3 separate regions of the Homo sapiens genome follow, and regions 2 and 3 are each linked to region 1. A link is a contact called in ENCODE Hi-C or POLR2A ChIA-PET data. All regions are on one chromosome and are shown on one strand. The core of a region is the stretch at or near the end of the contact, and the rest is flanking DNA. Distances in the headings are between cores, read along the strand shown.

Region 1 (5,057 bases), core at 1,572-4,071:
AGGGACAGGGGATTTCTGGCCTGGGGAAGTTGGGAGTGGGGCTGCATGGAAGCCACTGGTCCTCTGTCCCAGAGAAGCGCAGCCCTTTGTGGAGGACCAGGTGACCTTCCCTTAGGCTCCCAGGGTCTGGCACATGATAGGTGCACAAAACTCTTGGCTGAACAAACAAATCCTACATCAGAGCCAGAAGGGACCCTAGAGCCCCTCGGGTCCAGTGCCTCCCAGCCTGAATCAGACTGCAGTGCAGGCCATGGTCAAAAGCCTTACAGCCCACTCACCCTGGCCGGGGGACCAGAGGACCAAGCCGCCCAGCCCACCTTCTCAGAGGCCTGGGAGGGCTCAGGTGAAGCCCACAACAGTAACAGACTGCTGGCCCAGCCCTCTCCTCGTACAGATGCTGAAGCTGAGGTCCAGAGAGGCCAGCCAACTAGCTCCAGGTTACAGCAGATAAGGGCCCCATTGGGTGAGAACCTAGGTTTCCTGGCTGCTAGCCCTGTGTCCTTTCCATTAGGCTCCCTGCAGTCATAGGGCTCAGGAAGGCTACTTCTGCCCAGTGGGAGGCCCTGGACCTATGCCTGGAAAGATGCCCTGTCCAGTACTCTTCTGCCTGCCTCTCCCTTTTCCCCAGAGGGCTGGCTGGCTGGGAGAGGAAACTCCCCATTGTCCATGTCTTATACCCTCCCTGCAAGGAGTGTGACAGGGAACTGACCTTGTGTCCCAGGACTGGTCCCTGTGTCTGGCTCAGGGTGGGCTACAAGAGCAGAGGTGGGGAAAGGTGATCGAGGTTGGGTGGAGCTGCCCTGGCTTCGCTGAAGGCCCTGCCCTGGCCCAGAGAGCTATAGGTACTGGCAGCCTGTGGTTGGGATCGGTTGGGAAAGACCAGCAGAGGCTTCTAGGGTCCGGCCAGGGAGGAGCCTGCAGCTGCCCAGGGAGCAAAGGAGAGGGTGGGATCTTGCTGTTGCTGGGACAGGCCATTTCTGGCATAGGGAGGAGTCCCAGGCGTTCCTAAGGTCTGGGTGAGATGGGCAACAGGAAGGCACAACCAGGTCTCCCTGGTCCTGGCTCCTGACCCACTGGGAGGGGAGGGAAGGAGGGAGTGTGAACTGTGCAGTGGGTGAGGGAAGGTGTGGATGCAAGGCCCTTGAGCCTCTCTACAGAGCTTTGCAATCCAGAGAGCAGGTGGAAGGTGTTTGCTGCTGTTTCCCTGGAATGTGCCCAGGAGGAGCTCCCCTGTGCCTTTCTTGGCTCCAAGGGTTCAAGAAAGCATTTCTGGCTTCATTTCCCACAACCCCGTGCAAAGACCAGGGACTCTTGTTGCTGCTGTGACCAAGACTGGGAGTCAGATAAGGAAACTGCTGTGCCTTTCATGACACCAAGGCTCAGGGAGAATATATGCAGGGAAGATGGAACAGGTCCTGCAGTCCTTGGCCCTTGGCCTGAGTCCACTCTCTGGACCCACTTTCAGCTTGTTCTTCTTGCCACAGAAAACACTCCACAGTCACCGCAACATCAGGTCACCGCTGCATTTGCTTCACTGTGTGCAGCCCCCAGTCTGATTCATCTTTCCCCTCCCATGGGTGGTCATGGCAGGCACTGGCTCCTGCAGATACACTTCCCATGAGGATTCTGGGGAGTGGCCTCCAAGAGGTTACCTTGTCACCTTCTAGCCCTGAATAATGGCCCAGTGTGCATTCTAATGTCTGGGTCTACACTGTTCCAGTGCAGATAGGAAAGGCGGGGGGAGCTACCCCAAAGCACGGCAAGAAGAACACAGGTATGCACCCCCAGCCTGGGCCTGCAGCATGAGTGTCACTACTCTGTGATTTCTGTGACCACAGTGACATTATTTGGACAAACCCCAAGAGACAAGTACTTGCCTGTAAAGGCTGCAAGGGATGTCGTTTGGCTGACAGGTGGGTGTGAGGAGGAGCGTGGACAGAGCACGTGGGCTGACCACTGGTCCTCAGACACATCCCACCAAACCCACACACACCATCCCACAACCAGACAGACGGATGACTGGACAGACACTGCAGGGTCTACTTACGCCAGCGGTGACGCCCTGCCAAGCAGAGGAAAACCCAGCCGTGAGTGCGCGTCCATCATGGGATAGCAGAGGGGCAGCGCACACAAGAGAGCCGGGTTAGGGTCAGAAACGAGTTATGGGAATGGGGTGGGTGAAGGAGGAAGAAAAAGAGAAAAAACACGGTCATTGAGGAAGGAACCACGGAAATTAACAGCAGAAATGGGAGCACGTTATGGCCAAGAGGGTTACTCACTGGCACCACAGCATGGTCAGCTCAGCGTGGCTGCGTTAAAAGGAAGAGGAGAAGAGGACCCTTTCCAGGCATACCAGGGGAGGAATAGGGAGGGGATGGGAGGGGACAGGAGGGAGATGGGAAACGTCCTTCGTGAAGTCTCGATTAATCAACAGTGCATCAATTCCAAAACTGATGGGTGCCCTAGTGGTGAGACCAAATGATAGCAGTCTTCCCAACGTGCAGAAAACAGAAAGTTAGTGAAGAGCATTTCTTTCATTATTCTCCATTGAACTTCCCTTTGGCCATTGCTACTACTTTTAAGAGCACACCAAGGACACACGTGACAAAGAAATGTTAACAGGAAATCCCTGTTAGCTCTTGGGCTTAGGCAGCCTTGTTTTTCTGGGTACGCATGAGCTAATGCTTGTGTTTGTAAACTTGCATGGTCATATTTTCTGCTTTGAATGATGGAATTCAATCAACCTTGCCCAGAATTAGGCGAAGAGCAGCAGCCCTGAGCCTTGGGAGTTTGACTTGAAACTCCAGGACAGGCGACCTCTGCTCCCTGGTGGCCTAGAGGAAGTACTGCATCTCCAAAAGGGCCCCAGGCTCCTCAGTTCCAGCAGAGCCCAGAGAGCCCACACTGTTCCACCCTTGGGGCTGGGGAGCCTGCCCTTTATAACCTGCATGCATATCATGGCCACAAGGGCTGGGGTCTGGAAAGGCCAAGTGCAACTGGGTTCTCTGGGACTTTTTAATCCCTCCATCCCTCTTATTACATCGGTTTTTCTGGCTTTGGAAAAAAGCATCACTGTCATTTCAAGACTTTTTGCCTTGAATTGCTAGGGGATCCTGACCCAGGGATAAGATGTTGCCGAGACTGATAATCAGCCAACACAGTGGTATTCCCAAGTAGAAAACAGTGAGGAATTATGTGTATGTGTGTAAAAAAGAAACAACAGATAGACAGACACATACACACACACACACACACACACACACACACACACGAGGGTCGGGGGAGGGAGAGACAGAGAAAAAGCAACAAGGAGGAAGACAGAAAGAGACATACAGAGAGAGGGAGACACAGAGACACGCAGAGAGAGGTCTGTCTGCATGAATGTTTGCATTGCTAGCATTTTTCATCCACAAATGATTTTCAGCCAACTCTTTCTTTACCAACCCTCAAATTCCCCAGCCATAGCTAATGGGTGAATTCCAGGAACCAAGGATGTCTTAAATGCCACTGCCTTGAGGCCGGGCTTCCTAGGGCAAAAAGAAGGGGATTGCTCCCATCTGTGGGACTGATTGCCAGCAGTAGTGTGGATGGTTGGTCGCAGACCCCTTCCCAAACCAGAAACCCAGCCAGTGTATTTGAATCAATTCTCATTGCTGGAAGAACCTGGTAACTTCCCCCTCCTTAAAGGACAGCTTCGCTGTGAGAGGCCTGGGGGCCTCCAGAATGGTCCCCTTGTTAAGAGGACTGTAGAAGTCTCTTCTTCCAGCCTCCTCATAGAGCCTGGGAAAATGCAGAGGCTGTGAAAAGCACTTTGAGGAGCCACCATTTTCTGCATTTCTCCACCCTTCTCCTAAAGCTGACCATGGAGAGGGTCTGAAGAGAGGATACCCACGTTCCAGAAGGCCCTGGTGAAGGCTGGCTCCCCTCCAAGGGCCATGCCTCCAGGAGGTCCAACGTGAGGGAAGAAAGCTGGTCCCGATGGTGCCCAATGGCCCATACCCCTCGGGCTCTGGAGGCACTGAGTGGCGGTGGAGGAGGGAGGCGCTTACCCACTGAAGTCACTGCCTTGGGCTTGGGCCTGCCCAGCGATGGCATCCATGATGGCATCCTGGGAATACATGCTGATGGGCGTGTTGTACTGCGCATGGATGATGGTGGCCTTGCCGCCCAGCCCCTTCACCTCGATGGGCTTGTGGGTGGACAGGGCCGAGTCCTTCAGGGCACTGGGGTTGAAGCGTTCCTGGTAGTCGGCGCTGGGGGAGGGGTGCGGGAGTACGGGCAGGGAGAGGGAGGAGAAAAGGGCAACAGGTGGCGGTTACATGGGTGGCCAAGGCAAGGGCTGGGCGCGGTGGGTGTCGAGAGAGATCTCCCAGAGCCGAGGCCCTGAACCCCCATAGGCTACACAAGTCTCCAGATGGTGGGTGGTCTGGGTGTATTCAAGAAAATCCTTGGCACCCTCCCCCAAAGCCCAGTGCAGCAGAAGGTTTTCTTTTTTCTTTCTTTTTTTTTTTTTTTGATACAGGGTCTCGCTTTGTCGCCCATGGTGGAGTGCAGTGGTGTGATCTCCACTCACTCCAGTCTCAACCTCTTGGGCTCAAGTGATCCTCTCACCTCAGCCTCCTGAGGTAGCTAGGACCACAGGCATATGCCACTATTTTTTTTTTTTCTGTAAAGACAGAGTCTCACGATGTTGCCCAGGTTGGTCTTGAACTCCTGACCTCAAGCTGATCCTTCTGCCTTGGCATCTCACAGTGTTGGGATTACAGGCATGAGCCACCACTCCTGGCCATAGAAGGGTTTCCTTGCCCATCTTGGCTTTCCCAGCTCCCCTGCAGTGCCTGGCTCAGCCTGAGCTCCCTCCCAGGGTCTGCAGGGGCTGCCAGGCACAGAGAGATCTCCCACTACACACAGCAGGGGAAGCGCAGGCATGGGGCTGGGGGTAGGGGTCGGGAGCAGCAGCCCAAGCTGAGTCCAGAATGCCCCAAAGGTGAAAAGCGGCTCCACTGGCACCCGCAGGGATTCTGAGCAAGGTTTCTCCGTGAAGGGGCTCTTCCTGC
Region 2 (5,057 bases), core at 682-3,181, 110 kb before region 1:
TATTTTCGCAAAGAATTACATGCTTTCTTGTTTTTCTTAAAACACAAATCGCCTGGCCAGGTGTGGTGGCTCATGCCTGTAATCCCAGCACTTTGGGAGGCCGAGGCGGGTGGATCACTTGAGCTCAGGAGTTCAAGACCAACCTGGCCAACATGGTGAAATCCCGTCTCTACTAAAAAATACAAAAATTAGCTGGGCATGGTGGCGGAAGCCTGTAATCCCAGCTACTTGGGAGACTGAGGCAGAAGAATCGCTTGAACCTGGGAGGCGGAGGTTGCGGTGAGCCGATTTCACATTGCACTCCAGCCTGGGCAACAAGAGCGAAACTCCGTCTCACAAAACAAAAACAAAAACAAAAATGGCCTTATTTTAGGTTTCCCTCTTTTGATAGGAACATGAGACTATCACTCCCCCCTCGGCTCACTATATGAAGAAAGAGTCCAAATGCAGTGAGTGATGGCAACTGAGAGCCGGGCAGATGGCAGGGAGAACAGCCTACTTAGCTCCACTGAGGGCTGCAATTGGGAATACAGGCCCTGTGCTGCCCATCTTACCATTTTTCAAGATGAGTCAGAAATCTGCATTTTCTTTTGAAAACTCTCCCAATTTTTAATTGTTGGCCACTAATTTTTAAAAAATTACATTATAAGCCAAAAACATGCCTACAGGCCAAATCCAACTGACAGGTCACTAGTTTGCAACCTGTATGTTAAAGAATCATGGTTCATCTACTATTCTTTTTCTTGTTTTTAGTTAAATCTTCCCTCCAAGCAGAGATATGTTGTTTTTCTATAATATACCCACTTAAAGACTCAAAAGACTACCAACAACTGCCATTAAACATCTCTCTTTTAAAAAGTAATTTACTATATTTGCATTTTGATACTGGTTTGGGATGGGAAAGAAATTCATTTTAAATTTACAATTACTCTTGTAATCACAGCACGCTGGGAGGTCGAAGTGGGTGGATCGCTTGAGCCCAGGAATTCAACACCAAGTGAAGCCCCATCTCTACAAAAATACAAAAATTAGCTGGGTGTGACGATGTGCGCCTGTTGTCCCAGCTACTCAGGAGGATAAGGAGGGAGGATCACTTGAGCCCAAGAGGCAGAGGTTGCAGTGATCCAAGATCACACCACTTCACTCCAGCTTGGGCAACAGAGCAAGATCTTGTCTCAAAACAAAAGAAAACAAAAAAAGAAAGAAAGAAAAGAAAGAAAAGAAAAGAAAAGAAAAGAAAGGAAGGAAGGAAGGAAGGAAGGAAGGAAGGAAGGAAGAAAGGAAGGAAGAAAGAAAATGTACAATTACTCATGAAAAAAAGTAGTTATCAGTAGTTATTTGTAGAGCACCTGCAGTGTGCCCAGCACATTACTAAGCATTTTCACACTCTAGTTTTCACGAAAGCCTAAATTACCTTGTGAAGTTGATATTATTATCTCATTTTACAGACGACTTGTAATAGTTCACAAATTTCTCAGTTTTTCTTTCTCGGCATTCAGAATCCAGCAGAAATGGTTGGTTAGGGTTGCCTTTTGATAGGTATCATCAATCAATGATAATTACAACCATCTTAAATCACAGTAACAAAAATGCAAGGTAAAGATTTTGAAGGACAATATCCTTTGAAAAAAACAGCTAAAACTTTAACTCCTTAAGTTCTCCATTTTCACTAATGTTCCCTGACATCCCTTTAGTAGTCAGTTATTTTCAAGACAAGTAAAATTGAAGTCAGCTCTTCTTTTTGGTTAATATGTTCCTTTCCAGAATCTCTAAAAACAAAGTCTTGCAAAAACCAAAGCTTTTTTATTAACATAACAAGGACTAAAGGAACACCACTGACTACTGACACAAGGCACAGTGCTCAGCTCACATGCAATAAAACAAGTCGGATTCCCCACTCACATGAGCTTACAGTTTCAGTTTCTGAGAATGGAAACAGATCTGAAAGTAATTATGGTAAGTGCAACAAAGGAGATTTAAAACAGGATGCTGGATAGCTTTCACCAAGGTGTTTAAGTAAAAAGACATACTGGGCAAAATCTCAATACAATTGGAAAGGTAGAAAGACAAACTGCTCCCTTACAGTGAAGTGGTTCCTTTAAGATATTACAAGGCCTGAAGTCTTACATTAACATCTTATAAATACACAGTTCTACTCATATTTTATATGTCCTAGAGATTCCATGTTTAAGCCTTTAATTTTGATCTTTTAAAAGCCACTCATTTTTCTGTAAAACATGCATAAATAATAAACTTCAGTATTTTAAAAAGTAAAACCCTCATCAGGATTTAAGTTCTAAGGCTCAAGGAACATTTAAGTAATTAAAGCAAATTATATATTTATAAAAATAACAGACAAAACCAATAGCATTTATCAAATAATGTGGAAAGGATAATTGTTAAAATGCTACTTTTATTGATAACATGTAAAAACTTAGTATTAGTTTTTTAAGTATGGAAATTGTGATGAATGGTCTAATTACTTGGTTTTTGCAAAGATATAAAATGTCATACGGTAGTAAGCTACAAAAGCTAAGTGCCAAAATGAGTCATAATTCCCTAGTAAAAAAAAATAGGACTAAAAAAGGAATACCTCTAAAAGTCTTACAAATATGCTTATATAAGAATGATACAAAACATCCATGACCTTAAATGAAGAGGATGTGTCAAAAATGTCTTAATCTCACTAGCAATTAATATATCAAAATAATAAATAGCAAATAGACAAAGTTTTGAACACAGTCTTAAGTAAAAGATTCAAAAATCTCTCCTAAGATTTATCTCCATTTTCCCATTTCTGAGGCTTACCTACATCTAATTTTTAAATATATAAATATATTCACTTAATAATTTAAATGACAATATCCTACAGCAACCAACCCAATTCTCACTAGTCACTTTCAAACATCTTCCGGGTCTCATGCATTAACAGATTTCTTGACATTACAGGGAACCACAACTCAACCTTTTTGGACCTTTTTGGAACAAGGTCCATATTTGAACACACAGAAGTACAGAAGAAAAGCCCTCGATGGTACCTGAAAATGCTATACAATTTGAAGAATTAAAGTTCAAATTCTGGCCGGGCACGGTGGCTCACGCCTGTAATCCCCAGCACTTTGGGAGGCTGAGGTGGGCGGATCACTTGAGGTCAGGAGTTCAAGACCAGGCTGGCCAACGTGGTGAAACCTCGTCTCTACTAAAAATACAAAAATTGGCTGGGCGCAGTAGTTCATGCCTGTAATCCCAACACTCAGGGAGGCCGAAGTGGGCGAATCACGAGGCCAGGAGTTCCAAGACCAGCCCAACCAACACTGCGAAACCCCATCTCTACTAAAAATACAAAAAATTAGCTGGACATAGTGGTGGGCGCCTGTAATCCCAGCTACTCAGGAGGCTGAGGCAGGAGAATCACTTGAACCCAGGAGGTGGAGGTTGCAGTGAACCGAGATTGGGCCACTACACTCCAGCCCAGACAACAGAGCAAGACTCCGTCTCAAAAAAAAAAAAAAAAATTAGCCGGGCTTGGTGGCAGGCGCCTGTAATCCCAGCTGCTCTGGAGGCTGAGGCAGGAGAATTGCTTGAACTTGGGAGGCGGAGGCTGCAGTGAGCAGAGATCGCGCCACTGCACTCCAGCCTGGGCGACAGAGCAAGACTGTCTCAAAAAAAAAAAAAAAAGAAAAGAAAAGAAAAAGAAAGGAAAAATAAGAGTATAAACTGGGAAGAAAAATTGGAGCCACAATATAGAAAGCCAAGTATAAAATCAAGTTACTGGGCAAAAATCTGTGAATAAATTAGAACTAAAGCATGAGAGCTAAAGAGAATAAAACTTTTATGAACAGGACAAAACAGAACAACACCAACTCCCAATACCCAACCACAAACTTTTATTGGCTGTACCTTTTCTCTTTTGGAAAAAGCTCACTGGGACAATATTCTGCTAAGAAAATACAGTAACTCAGTCTCGGTGACATGGCAAAACCCTGTCTCTACAAAAAATACAAAAATTAGCTGGAGTGGTAGCGTGAGCTGGTCCCAGCTACTTGGGAGGCTGAGGTGGAAGCACTGCTAGAGCCTAGGAGGGGGAAGTTGCAGTGAACTGAGATCATGCCACTGTACTCCAGCCTGGGCAACAGAGAGAGATTCTGTCTCAAAAAACAAAAAAGAAGAAACAAGGAAAGAAAAGAAAATACAGCACCTACTCTCAAAATACTAAAAATAAATAAATAAATAAATAAATAAATAAATAAATAAATGTGCCTAAATTTATGTGATATAATTCTGATTACTAATTATAGTGACTTTCTTCAGAAGGGTAGTAAGTAAATTGATGAACATTATTAATACTTAAAATGACCTAAAAGTGAAGAAAAAAATAGTATTTCTTAATGGACAAATAATGTTTGACAGGGATTTACAAATAGCTTACAAATAATGCTTAAACTTCCTAACCCCTCAGAAAAGGGACCAGTCACATATTTATAAATACATATTTATGAAATACATTTAAACTTTAATAACCAAAATTGTTTAATTCCTTAAAGGCTTAAAAAAAAGCATATATTCTAACTAAAACCAACTGGGAAAAAAATACGACATAAAACAGTCAAATTAATATTCAGAATATGGCACTGGGATTTTATGACGTTTTTATGTGAAAATTCTTTTCAAACTCTTCATTTATCTAAGAGTAGCAAGGAAACAGAACAAAAGAAATATTGTAACTGCTTTGGGGACTTTTTACCACTACCTTTCTGAAACACACAATCTAATTCATGGCCATTTTGTGCCAAGAAAGTTATTTTTTTCCCCTCAAAATATAATTTAAAATACTCTTTAAATTTAACTCAATATCAATTTGAGATAAATTGATGTTTAACTGCATTATTAAACTATAACCTTTAAGCTCTCAAAGAAAATATTTTTAAATACCTCTGAATATACAAAGAAATAACTATTTGGATTACTTGAAATGCTAAATTATAAAAAAGTAAAGAAAGCCTTAAAAAAAATAAGTAGCAACTTTTAAGAGTATTTAAGTTAAAATGGTACTCTTC
Region 3 (5,057 bases), core at 1,398-3,897, 87 kb before region 1:
TCGCTCTTGTTACCCAGGCTGGAGTGCAATGGCACCATCTTGACTCACTGCAACCTCTGCCTCCTGGGTTCAAGCAATTCTCCTGCCTCAGCATCCCCGGTAGATGAGATTACATGCATGCACCACCATGCCTGGCTAATTTTGTATTTTTAGTAGAGACGGGGTTTCTCCATGTTGGTCAGCCTGGTCTCAAACTCCCAACCTCAGGTGATCCACCTGCCTCAGCCTTCCAAAGTGCTGGGATTACAGGCATGAGCCACTGCGCCTGGCCTAAAAATAAAATTTTTAAAAGCTTGTAACTGCAGAGAACAAAAAAAAAGTTCTAGAGATCTGTTGTATAAAATAATGAACAATATTGTAACACTGTGATGTATACTTAATAATTGTTAAGAGGGTAAATACATGTTCTTTTTTTTTTCTTTTGAGACAGGGTCAGGCTCAGTCACCCACTGGAGTACAGTGGTGCAATGACAGCTCACTGCAACCTAAACCTCATCAGGCTCAAGTGATCCTCCCACTTTAGCCTCCCAAGTAGCTGGAACTACGGGCATATGCCACCATGCCCAAATAACTTTTTAATTTTTTTGCAGACACAGTGTTTCACTATGTTGTCCACTCCGATCTCAAACTCCTGGGTTCAAGTAATCCTCCTGTCTGGGCCTTCCCAAAGTGCTGGGATTACAGGCATGAGCCACCGTGCCCAGTTGATATCCATTTTTCTAAACCACATTTTTAAAAAGTACAAGTGTAGAGTAGGCACAGTTGGATTTAACCAACTGCGGTTCTTAATAGAGAAACTGGGGTTTCTCTATTAAGCAATGAAGCAAGTGAGGGCAAGTGTACTGAGAATATTTGCAACTGAACAATCATGACCAACAACAGAAATTAAACTGAATAAAGAGAAGGGTAAGGACATAAGGAGAGAGTATGGTGAGGAACAGTGCAAAGATAATAGGGTCAATGGGTTCTAAGTCTCAGTGAGATAAAAGAATTGTTGGCACTAGAAGGCATGAGCCAGTAAAGTGGGAAGTGATGATCAGGGTAGAACTGAAATTATGGAAGGGGTTATAATTTTTTGTTATTATTGTATAACAGAACTGGGGTATGACCATGATAGCTGAGGTAGGGTGGAAACTTTGCAGGAAGTCAAGATATTAAGAGGCCAGGAAGGTAGTGGAAGAGTCTCCCACCTGGATGTTGAGATCAAGAACTAGAATAAAGAAGTACTAGAGAAAATGAGCCATATAAGACAAAATCTTCATTAAATGAGAAGGAAGTCAGTCAAGGTTCCATGGAAAACTACAAGATGTATCATGAGATTGAATATCATGTTTTCTATTTGATGTTAAGGAAGGTGGGAGGGAGAGTGATCTGGAAGTAGCAAAGGGGGTAAAGGATAACCCCTCCAGGCCCAAGGAAAGGGGGTCTGCAACAGAAAATTCCACTGCTTGAGTGGACTACAAAAAACAATCAGTGTCCTCCAGTGTGAACCAAGTTTCAACTGCAGAAGTTCTTATTCAGAAGCCCATGGCCTCACAAAATTCAAGAGGTTCATAACCTTAGATGTGAAAAAGATTACATTTTTATTTTCACTAACCGAACTTTGAATTTTTCTTTACTTATGAGAGTAGGCAGGATACACAGTAGTATTAGCAACACCTGTGACTTTGTAATAAAAACAAATCAGATATTCTCATCAAACTACTTGCTGCAGGCAACTCAAAGCATTATTTATGCTCATCAGCATCTAAAAATTAGGGCAGTTGTTATACTCACCCCTGGATTATTTAATAAGTTAATAAAAGAACAAACGTATTACTATATCTAAAAATGTTAATAGCTATATTTCAAAATAATTGTTTTCCTTCACAAGTCTTACGTATTTTACCCATTTAAAAACATTAGTCTAAGAAGGGGAACAGAGGCTGCTTAAAACATTTAAGAATCCTTAAGAACAAGAAGGCAAATAGAAAAAGAGAGACAATGGAAGGTGTCAGGAGTTGGAGAGCAGTGGGAGAGGACTGCCAAGGGAACAGACAGAGCTGCGGGGAAATGAACCCCAGGGTGAGCAGCCGAAAAGGAGGGAGATAGAGAAAATGTTAGGTGAAAAAGGCAAGCTGCAATGCACAATGCATGATGCCATCTGTACAAAGCACCAAAAAATGGATATGCATTTTTGTAAATGGAAAGAAAATCTTAGGAAGATACATACAGTAACAACACTGGTTACCAAGGAAAAGGAAACAGCACAGAGGGGAGAGCAAAGAGAGTAGGGAGGAAAGCAGTTTTCTGTATTGTTGCCATTGTTTACTGCAAGCTATTACATTAAAAAAAAAACTAGCTATTTTTAGAGGAATGCCTTTTCTGTTTTCCTTAGTATATCCTTTGGTATTTCTGCAGATTACTAAGGATTAGACCTCAGGTCTCCAGAAAACTCAGTGATACATTCTCTCAGGAAATGCTGTCCAAAAAATGAAACTTTCTATAGCAGGGTGAGATGGGCATCAGGGGGAATGAATTTTGCTCTCTGGGGCTGTCATGAAACCATCAGCCTTGTGTCCACCCTTCACAACATTTGACTTTCGTGTTGAGATAAGCAGGAAACTGAAAGCCTCATCTCCTGGAGTGCTCTCCTCATGACTCAAAGCATGTCTGGGACAAGAAACTGACAAGCAGGCCAAAGATTAATAGGCAGGTTTTATCAGATGTAACAGACAGTGACAGTACTTCTCACACGGCTATTGCTGGTGTACAGGAACCTATGTATGGATTTCCTCGTTTACCACGTGTAGAGCCAACTTACTGAACTCATTTATTAGTTTTCTCAGTTTGTCAATCGATTTTCTTGGCTTTTCTAGGTAGATTACATGCTTAGCAAAGAGCATAAACAAACAGTACACATTCTGACCTTCCCTTCAAATATTTACAACTTTTTCGCTTCAGCTTCTCTTAGTCCATTGGCTGGGGTCTCCAGCACTAAAAAGAACACTAAAAATGAACTTAGTATTGTTCTTCCTTTCACGGGAAGTATTTTACCCGTTGGGTTTGCTACACGCCCCAGGTAGAAAATTACCCTTTATCAGGTTGAGGAAGGTTCTTTCTTTTCTTAAAACTAGTCTATCACAAAGAGTTACTTAATTTCATTTAATATATTTTTTACCATTAACTGAGATGGTTGTATTGTTTTCCTCCTTAGATTTATTTAGTGTAAATGACACTAATATAATCCCTAAGGTCAAATCATCCTTGAATCTTGGGCTAGCTTTATCCGATAGTATCAATATACTGTTTGATTCAATTTGCTCGTGTTTTACTTGGGATTTTACAAATACACGATAAGTGAGAATAGAAATTGTTCTCTTTTTCTGGTCCATCCTTGTCTGATTTTGCTTGCAGCAGGGTTATGGCCAGCTTCAAAGAGCATCTTCTCTTTTGCATACTTTTTCTTTCCTCTAAAAATCTTTGTGTAAAATAAGAATCATCAATTCTTTTTAAAGTCTTATAAAAAAAATCTGGCCCTTTAAAGAGTATATCTCTGACAATTTTTTTTTTTTAATTTCTTTACCCTTTAATGGGTTACCATGCTTTACCATTCCTTCTTACAATTCAGGCTTGGCCCATGGTCCAAGACAATCCTTGAATATTGACAAAAAGGAAAGCAATGGCAAATTTACAACAGCATCACACTCTTTTAGTATCACTGAAGCTCCCTTAATGTATATTTAATAAAATATTGATTCAATGCTGAAGATATAAATAGGATATCTAAATTTAATCCAAAAAAGTTATGTTATTTTTAGAAAAGATAATAACTCCTAGAAAATGGGGACAATTCATTTAAAGATGAATTAAAGGCTGGGCGCGGTGGCTCACGCTTGTAATCCCAGCACTTTCGGAGGCCGAGGCGGGCGATCATCTGAGGTCAGGAGTTTGAGACCAGCCTGGCCATTATGGTGAAACCCTGTCTCTACTAAAAATACAAAAATTAGCCAGGTGTAGTGGCAGACGCCTGTAATTCTAGCTACTCAGGAGGCTGAGGCAGGAGAATCGCTTGAACCCAGGAGGCACAGGTTGCAGTGAGCCGAGATCGCACCACTTCACTCCAGCCTGGCGACAGAGTAAGACTCTGTCTCAAAAAAAAAAAAAAAGAATGAAATACATGCTGTACAGCTAAAAATGTGCATATCACAGTGATAAGAATATATGCTTAGTCTATTTAAGATATCTTTTTCTTTCAAAGTTTCTTTTGCTATTTCCACAACAGAACCTATAAATAAAGAACGCACAGCTGCCTAGCAGATGTATAATTTCAGTGTTTAGATTCCATTCTTTCTAGCTTCATTCTGCTAGAGGTTTTAGATTTTCTATTTCCATCTGGTGTTGTGTTTTTTTTTTTTTTTTTTTTCTTTCTGAGACGGAGTCTTGCTCTGTTGCTGGAGTGCAATGCAGTGGCGTGATCTCGGCTCACTGCAACCTCCACCTCCCGGGTTCAAGTGATTCTCTTGCCTCAGCTTCCCAAGTAGCTGGGATTACAGGTGCCCGCCACCATGCCCAGCTAATTTTTGTACTTTTTTAGTAGAGACAGGGTTCCACTATATGTTAGCTAGGCTAGTCTCAAACTCCTGACCTCAGGTGATCCACCCGCCTCAGCCTCCCAAAGTGCTGGGATCACAGGCGTGAGCCACCACACCTGGCCTTCATCTGGTTTTTAACCTCCTACAGTTTAGGTTCTGCTTCCCTACATCTTATTATATTTTAGTCTATTATTACTGAAGAACATATCAAATGTGAAACATCTTGATTAAAAAAAAAAACTTAAAAGTGGCAAAAGCTGAGAAGGAAAGGAAGAACATTCAGGAAAAAAAAAAAAAAAAGATAACTAGAATAAGACAGCCAAATTTTCAGAACTTTCTATTTCTATTCAGATACCCCCACCCCTACAAATTTCAAGTTCCTTATATTCCAGGTTCAGACGCTCAGGATGAACTTAGCTTTACTCAACTTATTTGCACAAATTCTTAAATTACAGTAGAAACATTGTAGAATTTTTTAAACTT

The links. A loop is a pair of places that touch in the nucleus more often than their neighbours do. ChIA-PET counts read pairs that join two places held with the same protein, here RNA polymerase II (POLR2A). Pooled maps may share reads with other maps.
Region 2: a loop to region 1 is called in a pooled map, with 2.3 times the contacts of the local background. The contact joins two enhancer-like sites. A Hi-C loop is called at or near these places in 2 of 50 pooled maps. POLR2A ChIA-PET finds 5 or more read pairs at or near these places in 2 of 52 experiments (PC-9 and activated T-cell).
Region 3: a loop to region 1 is called in a pooled map, with 2.1 times the contacts of the local background. The contact joins two enhancer-like sites. A Hi-C loop is called at or near these places in 2 of 50 pooled maps. POLR2A ChIA-PET finds 5 or more read pairs at or near these places in 2 of 52 experiments (H1 and activated T-cell).

The regions. Positions count from the first base shown.
Region 1 is chr10:86,686,265-86,691,321 of GRCh38, reverse strand. All of the region lies in intron 5 of LDB3 (LIM domain binding 3), which reads right to left. Among named protein-coding and RNA genes, the nearest start is that of LDB3, 20 kb to the right of the region's middle. RefSeq lists enhancers at 3,629-4,166, 1,753-5,057. Within about 2 kb of position 2,821, at least 7 of the 41 ENCODE cell types and tissues checked have a DNase peak (open chromatin) inside an H3K27ac peak, as active enhancers do.
Region 2 is chr10:86,795,690-86,800,746 of GRCh38, reverse strand. The region is part of intron 1 of BMPR1A (bone morphogenetic protein receptor type 1A); the gene reads right to left. Among named protein-coding and RNA genes, the nearest start is that of BMPR1A, 42 kb to the right of the region's middle. Within about 2 kb of position 1,931, at least 3 of the 41 ENCODE cell types and tissues checked have a DNase peak (open chromatin) inside an H3K27ac peak, as active enhancers do.
Region 3 is chr10:86,772,946-86,778,002 of GRCh38, reverse strand. The region is part of intron 1 of BMPR1A (bone morphogenetic protein receptor type 1A); the gene reads right to left. Among named protein-coding and RNA genes, the nearest start is that of BMPR1A, 19 kb to the right of the region's middle. Within about 2 kb of position 2,647, at least 2 of the 41 ENCODE cell types and tissues checked have a DNase peak (open chromatin) inside an H3K27ac peak, as active enhancers do.